2 separate regions of the Homo sapiens genome follow, and region 2 is linked to region 1. The links are chromatin loops, found by intact Hi-C in ENCODE. Cell type or tissue: PC-9. All regions are shown on one strand. Each heading gives the region's core, and the rest is flanking DNA. Links, peaks and the distances in the headings are about the cores only. Region 1 overlaps LOC105374524 (a long non-coding RNA gene). Region 2 overlaps LOC105374524 (a long non-coding RNA gene).

Region 1 (5,388 bases), core at 82-5,081:
CTGTGGGTGATGTCTACCAATCTGTTTTAGCGAGTCTTCCTGGTGATTCTGATGTGTGTGAAACTTTGAGAACCCCTGCTCTAACTTCTGGGATGGAGAAAGAGTCCTGGTAACCAAATTACACAGGTACCTCGAGACTCAAGTTTTTCTAAGTGGCTACACGAAGCCCTTTGCAATACTCAAGTCTACATCAAATTTCCTTTTTCAATGACTTAGAATAAGTTTTTTTTAAAATTTGAGGTACATGCCTTATTATTCCCAGGTGAGAGCTGGTTGAGGGCCTTTATTACTAATTTTTCTTCTAGAGGATACCTCACACTTGCTTGTGCTTCAATAAATGTTTATTGGATCACTAGGGGCAGTAATAATCATGATGATAATAACAATTAACTATTACAGTGGATGCCTGTCTTGTTTGTGGATCTACAACATCTTTTTCAACACTCTAAGTTTGGAGTTCCTTATATTATAGATTCTATTTTCTTTTCTTTTTTTTTTTCCTTTGAGACAGAGTCTTGCTCTGTTGCCCAGGACGGAGTGCAATGGAGTGATCTCGGCTCACTGCAACCTCCACCACGTGGGTTCAAGAGATTCTCCTGCCTCAGCCTCCTGAGTTGCTGGGATTATAGGCACTTGCCACCATGCCTGGCTAATTTTTGTATTTTTAGTAGAGACACGGTTTTGCCATGTTGGCCAGGCTCGTCTTGAACTCCTGACCTCAGGTGATCCACCCACCTCGGCCTCCCAAAGTGCTGGGATTACAGGCATGAGCCACCATGCCTGGCCTTAGATTCTGTTTTCTCAAAATAAAAGAATAAACTCATCCACCTTCTCTTATAGCCAGTGCACCACCAATCAGAGGCCTCAAAGACCTAGTGATGGAGAAAGGAAGGGCCTGAGAGCTCCTTCTTCTCTAATACAGCAATAAGGCCAAGTTCCTCAGAAATGACAAGTTTCCAAGAATAGAGCATTGGCATCTAATGTTCAATGGTGGGGTCCACAGTTTTCTTGCTTTTCTTATCAGATCAGCTCCTGAAAGATTAGCAGTTACTCTGGTTCCCCAGCACGCCTAATGATTCTGTGGGCTACTCAATATATTTTCAATAAACTCTCTTTCTTAGTAAGCCAGAGTCAGATTTTGTTGCTTGCAATATAGAACCTTGGCTGATGCAGGAATAATAATCACTGCTTTATTTCATTGAGTAGTTGATAAGTCTATTACATGGACTTAACTTTCCAAATGTAACAGAAAATATATAATTTATAAGTCTGAAAAGGCATTACGGTCAATATATAATTGACTAGTCTAAAAAGACAAAGATTGCAAATTAAGTCACATTTGTTTATCTCTTGTTCAGGTTTCCACATATGAATACCTGACACTCTCACAGTTCAGAAGGACAGCATGAAGTAATGGCTAACACATTCCTTTTTGTTGTAAAGTAAATCGTCATTCCTCAAGGGAACAGTGGTGATCACTATCCACCACGTGTACCTGGGTGTCACTGAATTCTTTGATTTGTCAGCTCACATTCCTAATCTTTAAGGTCACGGTGCCCTGCTCTTGGCACATCTTAGATTGGTAAAAGGAAACATTCACATGCCAAAGTTCAGACAGCATGACTGGGAAAATCATCCCTCTTACCCAGAGGGACTGTGTCCCTGGAAAAGTACTGAATTATGCACAACTATTAAAAACTCTCTTTGAATTGCCCAACATGAATCTCATTCAATGTTCACAAGTCTCTGCGGTAGGCATGGGTAGGGTCATCCTCACTGTACAGATGAGACTCAGAAAGGTAAAATCAAGGTCATGATTACATAGCTCAATGTCAATAGAACTAGGATTTAATTTCATACTGATCTAATTCAACAGCTCTTATTTTCCTGCTGAAAATGCTTTCTTGCAAGGAAGCTCTCCCCTATGAAGTATTTCTGAATACTCTTCTCTGTCTCCTTCCCAGATCCTATTGAGCACATTCTCCTTTAAGCCCTGCATATGCTGGGGCTGTAATAGACAGAACACTTTACCAAATGCCTCTGTTTACAAGCACACCTTCCTATCTGAACTCTTAAGTTACAGAGAGCACAGTTTATACTTTATTCATCTTTGTTTTCCATGTTCCTAGTGTAGTACATGGATTATAATTGTTGCTTGATAAATATTTATTACACGAATGGATGGGTGAATAAAAGCAGAGGGAAAACATCCATTTTGTATCGGTAACCATAAAATATTCACTTAGCATTCCCCAACGGCACACTACTCACAGGCTGACACTGCCCCTTAAACCAGAATGAACTCACTGTGGCCCACTTCAGAAAAAATAACTATGCTCTCCTAGATCATTACTCATAAACTCCAATGTCTCAAAACACTCCATTGCAGCTGGCATGCCTGGCAACTATCTGTGGCCCTTCACAGTACTGCACACATGGCCATTTCATTACTGACAAGGGGGCTGTGGAGCCACACAACCACAGCTTTGTGTGAAGGATGAAGTGGCAACTCGTGCTGCTGAGAGGTCCTCCCCTATCAAGAAGGGGCGGGACTTGTTGATAAGGAACCCTGACTATAGTCACTGACAGGGTGAGTCAAGGAACTTTTCAAAGCATGTGAGTCACTTACCTGCATTCAGTGGTGCCTGGGCTCTGGGGATTGGCATGGAACCAGCAATGTATGCTATGGCCATTCAGGAGATTAAAAGCTGCAGCCATGGTGATTACATGGAATTAAAAACAAATGCAGAAGTGGCCATGGAATCTGATTGCATTCCACTTGGTGTAAGCCAGTTTGCAATTTTTTCTTTCTTTTTTTTTCTTTTCTTTTTCTTTCTTTTTTTGAGACAGAGTGTTAGAGTCTTGCTTTGTCACACAGGCTGGAGTGCAGCAGTGTGATCTTGGCTCACCACAACCTCCACCTCCTGGGTTCAAGTGATTCTCCTGCCTCAGCCTCCCAAGTAGCTAGTATTACCAGATTACAGGCTAGCGTCACCATGCCCGGCTAATTTCTGTATTTTTAGTAGAGATGGGGTTTCCCCATGTTGGCCAGGCTGGTTTCAAATTCCTGATCTCAGGTGATCCGCCTGCCTCAGCCTCCCAAAGTGCTGGGATTACAGGCGTGAGCCACCATGCCCGGCCCAGTTTGTAATCTTGAGGGCAAGAAAAAAAAAATATATATATATATATATTTTTTATTCCTTTTTTTAAAGGAGATGGCAATTTGGGGGAAATAGTTCAAGAGCTTTGGATTCTGGAAGTATGGAGTCTAATGTTGACTTTCTCTCTCATTAGTTGTTGACTTTGGGAAAGTTTCTTTGACACTCAGATTTCTCTTCTGCAAAATGAATATTATAAGCCCTTCCCCTAAGTCTGCTAGAAAGGATTAAATAAGATGATATGTATGAAGTATCTGCTGCATTATAGGAACTCAGTGCATCTTGGATTTTATGCTTTATTTCTTTCTTTTTTTTTTTTTTCTTTTTTATTTTTTATTTTTATTGATCATTCTTGGGTGTTTCTCGCAGAGGGGGATTTGGCAGGGTCATAGGACAATAGTGGAGGGAAGGTCAGCAGATAAACAAGTGAACAAAGGTCTCTGGTTTTCCTAGGCAGAGGACCCTGCGGCCTTCCGCAGTGTTTGTGTCCCTGGGTACTTAAGATTAGGGAGTGGTGATGACTCTTAACCAGCATGCTGCCTTCAAGCATCTGTTTAACAAAGCACATCTTGCACCGCCCTTAATCCATTTAACCCTGAGTGGACACAGCACATGTTTCAGAGAGCACAGGGTTGGGGATAAGGTCACAGATCAACAGGATCCCAAGGCAGAAGAATTTTTCTTAGTACAGAACAAAATGAAAAGTCTCCCATGTCTACTTCTATCCACACAGACCCGGCAACCATCCGATTTGCTTTATTTCTTTCTTATCTACCACTTATTTCTTTGTGCTCTCCTCATCCCCTTGTCTCAGCAGAGACATCCTTGGGGTTCTAACAGGGGAGGCCTGGAGGCCATTCTGAAAGAAAAGGCAGAAGCCAAGGAAAAATAAGTATTTATCAGTTAGGCACCTGAACTTTACCTTCAAGGACAGGTATTCCATAGTCAGGAGAAAGAAATCCATTGGGGATCTGGGCCATCTAAAACACCTTGTAAACGAAGGAGGTTTATGCTGGGAGGAAGGCATTCCTTTCAAAGTGTTCCCGCATCCTTAAAGCACCACAATGGAGAAGAGCAACTGATTTGCACTCTCCTGAGCAAGGCTGAGACATCAGCATTGACCTCACTACACATGTGGGAAGGGCTTTGATGACTTGAGAATCGCGTCATAAGCAATTCTTTCCGGAGTGGTCCTGGGCCATAAAAAATTTGTGCATTGCTAATGGAGCAGACAGTTCCATTTCTAATTTTTTCTGGGTGTACTCCCTCTGGGACACAGAGAGGTTGGTGAAATAGTCTTTGATGTGGGGAAGTTGACCATTTGTGATGGAGGAGGGGAATGGGATCTTGTTGCTTTTAGGTAAATAAGCATTAGAGACCTTTTTGTCAGTAACTGTTGTATTCCAGAGCTAGACTCTGGCCCACGCAAAGGCACAGATGACTGGGTCTTTGCATATATATTAGTAACTCCATTGGAAGATAATATTTTGCATTTTAAACTAAACATTTCTTTGCATGGATATTGACTGTCTCTAAAACCCTGAAATAAAACAGTGTGTTATACTTCTTGGAGTTCCTCATTCACTAGAATGGACTTTGATCCTTTGAGTCACTATTAAGTTGGCTAAGGTAGATAACCCCATTTTACAGATGAGATCAATAAGGCTCAGAGAGAATATTCTGTGTCTAAGATACTGCAGCTGGTGAGCAGCAGCATCAATACCAGAACCACCGCCATCACCTACCTCCCCAAAGTCCGAGGTTGAACAGGATTTGTGGTACCCAGAGATTAAATATTCCTGAAAGATAATTAAAAAATATTCTTCTTTGTAAGTTTTATAAAATACGTGACTGAATGAACACATTTCTAGGGCCCCCTCTCAGGACCATGAGTGGGGCCTATGCAAGTGAGGGCCCTGAAGTGTAAGCTTTATAGCTTCATAGTAAATCACTTCTGCTTCCTTAAAGGAGCATGCTAGCAAGAGACCTGCTCTATGCACAGAGCACATGCTCAATAACTAGTAGTCATTGTGATTAGTCTTTTTGCCTTATGTCTTTTTGACAGGGACCTAGAGATAAATGTTTCAAGGTGTGAGCAGTGGGTGATCTGGATATATCACGCAGGAGCTCACTGTTGTCTTCAGTACACTGCTACCCACCTCCCACTCACTATGCAACCCTCCTCCCTTCTCTGGGGCTGCCATCCTTTTCCAGAGCCTACTCTGTTTGG
Region 2 (5,388 bases), core at 245-5,244, 83 kb after region 1:
TATTCGAAATACAGGAAGAAGCCATTACATGGCTCTGAACCTGGGAATCACATGGTGTGATGAACATTTTTAAATATTCTCTGGTCAGTCTATAAAAAATATTGTAACTCCTTACTTTCGTTAAAATGAGACTGTCATACCTCTATCTCATTTCTTAAAAAGCATATTGTAGAAATTTGTTTTAAATTATTGTTTGGTTTTCTTTGAATTTCCATATTTTACTTGAATTTATATCAGCCATCTTATTTGGATTTCTTCTCTATGCTCTTTTTTGGCTTTCTGAATTTTTCTGCCTTTTTTAGAATTTATGGAGTACTCTTTGTTTCAGTTTAATTTCCTCTAGTTGTTTGGATAGCATACAAAGGATTTTACATCCTTTATTGTATGTAGTTCATTTGTAGCACTTAAACTTAACAAATCGGTTAGAGACATAAATTTTAGAATTAGACTTGTAGATTCTAACCCTTACTCTACCACTTACTCCTCCTGTGTGTTATCTGGGGCAATTTTTCTTATCAGTAAAATGGGAAAATAGTACATAGTTCATAGGGGAAGATTACATCAGTTCCTACATATAAAGCACCTAGTGCTTGACATATTGTAAATGTTATAAGAGTTTACTACATTGGAGTAGTAGAATTGGGACCACCCAAAAACATACTCCTTCCCAGAACCTGTGAATATGACCTTATTTGGAAAAAGGGTATTTTTAGATATAATTTACATAAGGATTTCAAGAGGACACTAGTTTGAATTAGGGTGGGTTCTAAATCCAACGACAGGTGTCTTTCTAAGAGGTAGAGAGGCCGGGCGTGGTGGCTCACACCTGTAATCCCAGCACTTTGGGAGGCCAAGGCGGGAGGATCACGAGGTCAGGAGATCAAGACCATCCTGGCTAACACGGTGAAACCCTGTCTCTACTAAAAATACAAAAAATTAGCCAGGCGTGGTAGCAGGTGCCTGTAGTCCCAGCTACTCGGGAGGCTGAGGCAGGAGAATGGCCTGAACCCAGGAGGTGGGGTTTGCAGTGAGCCAAGATTGCGCCACTGCACTCCAGCCTGGGCAACAGAGCAAGACTCCGTCTCAAAAAAAAAAAAAAAAATAGGTAGAGATAGACACCCAAGAGGGGAAGGCCTTATGAAGATAGAGGCAGAGACTGAAGTGATGCAGCTACAGCACGAGGAACACCAGGAAACTGTTGCACAGCTGCCACAAACACTAACAGCGAGGCATGCAATGGGTTTCTCCTTCAGAACCTTCAAAAGGAACTAACAGTGCTGACATCTTCATTTTGGACTTCTGGCCTTTAGCCCTGTGAAAGAATAAATTTTGGTTGTTTGAAACCACCCAGTTTGTGGTAATTTATTATGGCTGTCCTAGGAAACTAATACACACATTCAAAATGAATTTAACACCTCCCTCAAACCAAGGCAAAATTCTTACCTTCCTGTTCTATTTCTCTCCTGTGTCCAATGCCCTCCCACGTTCGGTGAAATCATCTAGACTTTTACTTTCAGTTTATTATAACTGTGTGTTGTGTCTTCATATTTTTACAAATCATTCTTTAACAATTGTTTTAAGATTAACAGCCAATATATCAATAATAATTTAGACAGTTGTAAGACCTACAAATATCTTATTCGCTAATGTTCCTTGAATCCTACGTCTTTTTTCTACTAGGAAGCTTTAAAATAGAAAGCAAATGACAGGGCCCTAACAATTGGGTTTACAGGGTGTGCTGGTGCTACACCTCCTGTAATCTATGCAGTACATAGCATAAGTTTATACATGTGAAATATAATTCATATAGGTAAATGTTACCATAATTATTATTAACTTTATCATCATCATTACATTTAAGACAACATGACATAAACAGTTGCAAACCTTCACATGGCAAGAATAGGTGAAAAGTGTAGATTAAAAGGTGTCATTTTTGTGTGTGTGTAATCACTTTTTGCTTTTTTACTTTTCAGTCCTTTTCCTACGTATCTCTCCCTCTACTTAAAGACTTAGTGTGAATGTCAATTACTCAAGCCTGAATTAAAAGAGGTGAGAAATCTTTCTATTTATCATGTTTATGATTTTCATACAACACATCTACAGAGCCTAGGAGCATTAAAGGAAATGCAGTCACCTTTGATTTTCTGTCCAATTATTTGCATACTTTTTGGAGAAAAGTGACAGAAATCAGCACTTTTTAAAATGTATATTCATTAACTTCCAAATGAAATTGCTCTAACTGCCCAGAATAGTGTTTGGGATCTTCCATCGGCAACACTGACAACTGTCTTATATTTCATGGAATTATTTAAAGTGAGTTCCTGACTCACATCCATATTTTGCCAGCCATTCATTCATTCAACAAAGATCTTTGATCACATGCCCTGTGATGGGACCCGTTTTGGGCATAGATATTCCTGAAAGTGAAGAAAACAGATAAAATCCCAGCTTGCATGGAGTTTTCATCAGGATTTTACTGACCAGGATCAGGATCAGGATTTTACTGACCATACACAAAGCAAATGAATATGCAAGTTCAGGTAATGATAAATGTCACAAATAAATTAACACTGAGAGAGACAGTGTGAAGCTACAATACTTTGATAGGATTTGATAATACCCTGTAAATAACTGTTTTTCAGTGGGTGCTTTACTTATTTGTTTGCTTTTCTGGCTTACTTTTAAGTTGACACAGGACAGGAAAACTCCAGTCATCCTCAAGGGAAAAGAGGTCCTGAAAAGAGGAAACAAGGAGAGACCTCACGGAGTCAAAACAGGTGTTCACAGGCATTGAATACGGAAAATGACTCAAGCTGCTTAGGATGAGACGCATGGTCAGAATGGTTCAGCACAAGGGATATATAACACCCTGAGGATTAAAACAAAGGTAGTGTCTAGAATGTTGCTGAATATGACAAAGAACTTTTAGATTAGAACTCCAGGAATGAAGAAGATGAAGAAAAACAGACCTCATGATTATCAGCTAAGGCCACTCCTAGCTCAATCATGTGTAGTCAGTGACTATACATACCATCAGTAAAATAAATAAATATTATATCTATTTAATTGTTCTATAATCTGCTCATTCTTCTTATTCATGTGGCTTATCAGAAAAAAATTGCTATAATCTTTAAAATTCCTATAATTAGACGGATTTCCCATATTATTTAATTTCCTTTGAGAAAATATATTTAAATCTAAGCTTTTTGAATTAGCTATTGCTTTAATCAAACTCCCAAGCTATTGCTTAAATTGACAAACATATATTAAAGGGAAAAAACAAAAGAGAGAGTGGGAAGGTGGACATGCCGGGACGCAGGATCCATTTTAGCAGCCAAGGAGCAACATTAGCGAGTGTCAGTGACCAAGAACCCACATAAGCAAAGATGAGGGCTCCGACAGAAGGAAGGCAATAGGAGCTATATTTACTCTATTGGACATTTTGCCAGGAGGATTTTTACAGTGTTGTACATTTTCATCATCCATCTCTTACACTTTGATGTTCATTAACTCATTTTTAAAATGAGCCCAGAGGTTTCAGTGGCTTTGGTTTTGCTATTTAAAATGGGCAATGGTGTGCTGAACAGATGGACTCACTCTAGACTATACAGAATGCATGAAATAGTCACTTTGGGAGTAAAAGACCCTTTTTGTTCCTCATACCAACACGATCTCCTTATAACTTCAGCACATCTAAATGCTTGATATTTTATGCACATCCCATTTAGATAGAGCTCCTAAATAAAAACTCTCAGCATTTTCTCTTTTGCTCATCTTATTGGCATTACTGTAAAACTTGGTTCATTCTCATTCCATGGAAGCAGCAGATTTTTATATTGATTTGATGGGTATGAAGTGAAGATAAATCTTGATGTCCATGTTGTTCTTTCATTGGGATGGAAAGCTATTGACACTGCAGGAATCAGGTATCCATATGCCTTTTAGGAAAAGAAAAAGTGCCCCAATCCCTTGCACAGCACTTTTTTTTTTTCTCAGTGTACAGATATCCCGTAAGGTATGCCTCTCCAAAATGGAATTGGCTTCCTTCTTAAAACTTGCAGACAAGATTTACTCGAACCCACTGTTTCTCTATTCAGGTCCATAATAAGATGGTCTACAAGTACAGTAAATCCACAATATTTGCAAGTGAAGATGGGTAGTCTCACACTTAACCATATAATTTTTTCTCAAAGTTTCTTTGCAAAGTTTCTTTTGGGAACTTGGGACATTTTCTCATGAGTCTATCATTCTTCTTTGGCAAACTCTGTTAGCTTTCTCTATTGGTACATGGGATGATGTGGTGAGCAAGTGGAGGCTGAAGCCCTCCAATCCCATAACCACCAGAATAAATTTTAACTCATGTGTTCTATTTGTTTACATATTCTTCCAGAATTCCACAGCAAAAAATGAATTGAAGCTATTGCGCTGGTTTCCTTGATCAGCGATATGAAATTCTAATTGCTTTCAAATTGTCCAGCTACAGAATTCCTTGAGATGCCCTCAAAAGCCATTTTTAAGCTCCTTCTCAGTATAGAATTGATGTCACAAGAAAATATGAGAAATCCTTCAGAAATTAAGACCCCAAACAGAAGCAAATCCAGAACGGTAATTGAGCAAAGAAGCTAAAAGCTATCTTGGTGCAATAGGCAAGAATAGTAATCTAGAGCTTTGACCTTTAATTATCACATAGGTTAAAAAAAAATAATAAAAGATTCTTGAGCCTGCTCAAAGTGGGACACGGTATAGTGACTTCTGCATAATGTCATGACCGTCAAAAGCCTATATGATTAGGGAAAAGGTATACTAGGAAAAATGTCTGCCTGAAAAAAGATGACAGTAATATCTTTTCCATTGCCATATGGAAAGGAAAAAGTTTTCAGTGAATACGTATATATGTAAAACAGTCTAAATTTATTAAAAGTTTAAATTCTTATTTTCTATTTTGCTAAAAACCCTCAAGCTGAGAAAACAGTTTATGGTGTTCCAGGTTTGATAATTCCCCCAGAAGCCTAGCAAAACCAAATGCATTAATTTATATAGAAACCATCCCTAAGCCTACTCACCATAGAATTTTCAAAAATAAAAACCCAGGAAATATGAGTCGATAATTTTTTAAAATGGATAAGCAAGACTTATACAGTTGACTCGAACAACATGGATTTGAACTGCATGGGTCCACTTATATGTAGATTTTTCTTTCAATAAATATACTGGAAAACTTTTTGTAGATGTGTGATAATTGGCAAAAACTCACAGATAAGCAGAGTAGCCTAGAGATATTTAAAAAGTAGATATGTTACAAATGCATAAAATATATGCAAAATATTAATAGTTTATTTTGTTATTTACTACCATAAAGTATACACAAATCTATTACAAAAAGTT

What was found. A loop is a pair of places that touch in the nucleus more often than their neighbours do. Peaks named below come from ENCODE experiments on the same cell type or tissue, not always from the same donor. Only the 100,000 strongest peaks of a DNase experiment are listed, where the experiment ranks them.
Region 2: a loop joins it to region 1, with 12 times the contacts of the local background. A loop is called at or near these places in 1 of 110 quality-filtered maps.

What each region holds. Positions count from the first base shown.
Region 1 is chr4:23,370,644-23,376,031 of GRCh38, reverse strand. All of the region lies in intron 17 of LOC105374524 (a long non-coding RNA gene), which reads right to left. The region is part of intron 2 of LOC105374523 (a long non-coding RNA gene); the gene reads left to right. Among named protein-coding and RNA genes, the nearest start is that of PPARGC1A-AS1, 400 kb to the left of the region's middle. RefSeq lists a silencer at 2,572-2,866. In PC-9, for the core only: no CTCF peak of the experiment used is centred there; a DNase peak (open chromatin) is centred at 2,591.
Region 2 is chr4:23,288,294-23,293,681 of GRCh38, reverse strand. The region is part of intron 13 of LOC105374524 (a long non-coding RNA gene); the gene reads right to left. Among named protein-coding and RNA genes, the nearest start is that of PPARGC1A-AS1, 480 kb to the left of the region's middle. In PC-9, for the core only: no CTCF peak of the experiment used is centred there; a DNase peak (open chromatin) is centred at 2,851; H3K4me3 peaks cover 332 bases; H3K27ac peaks cover 2,818 bases.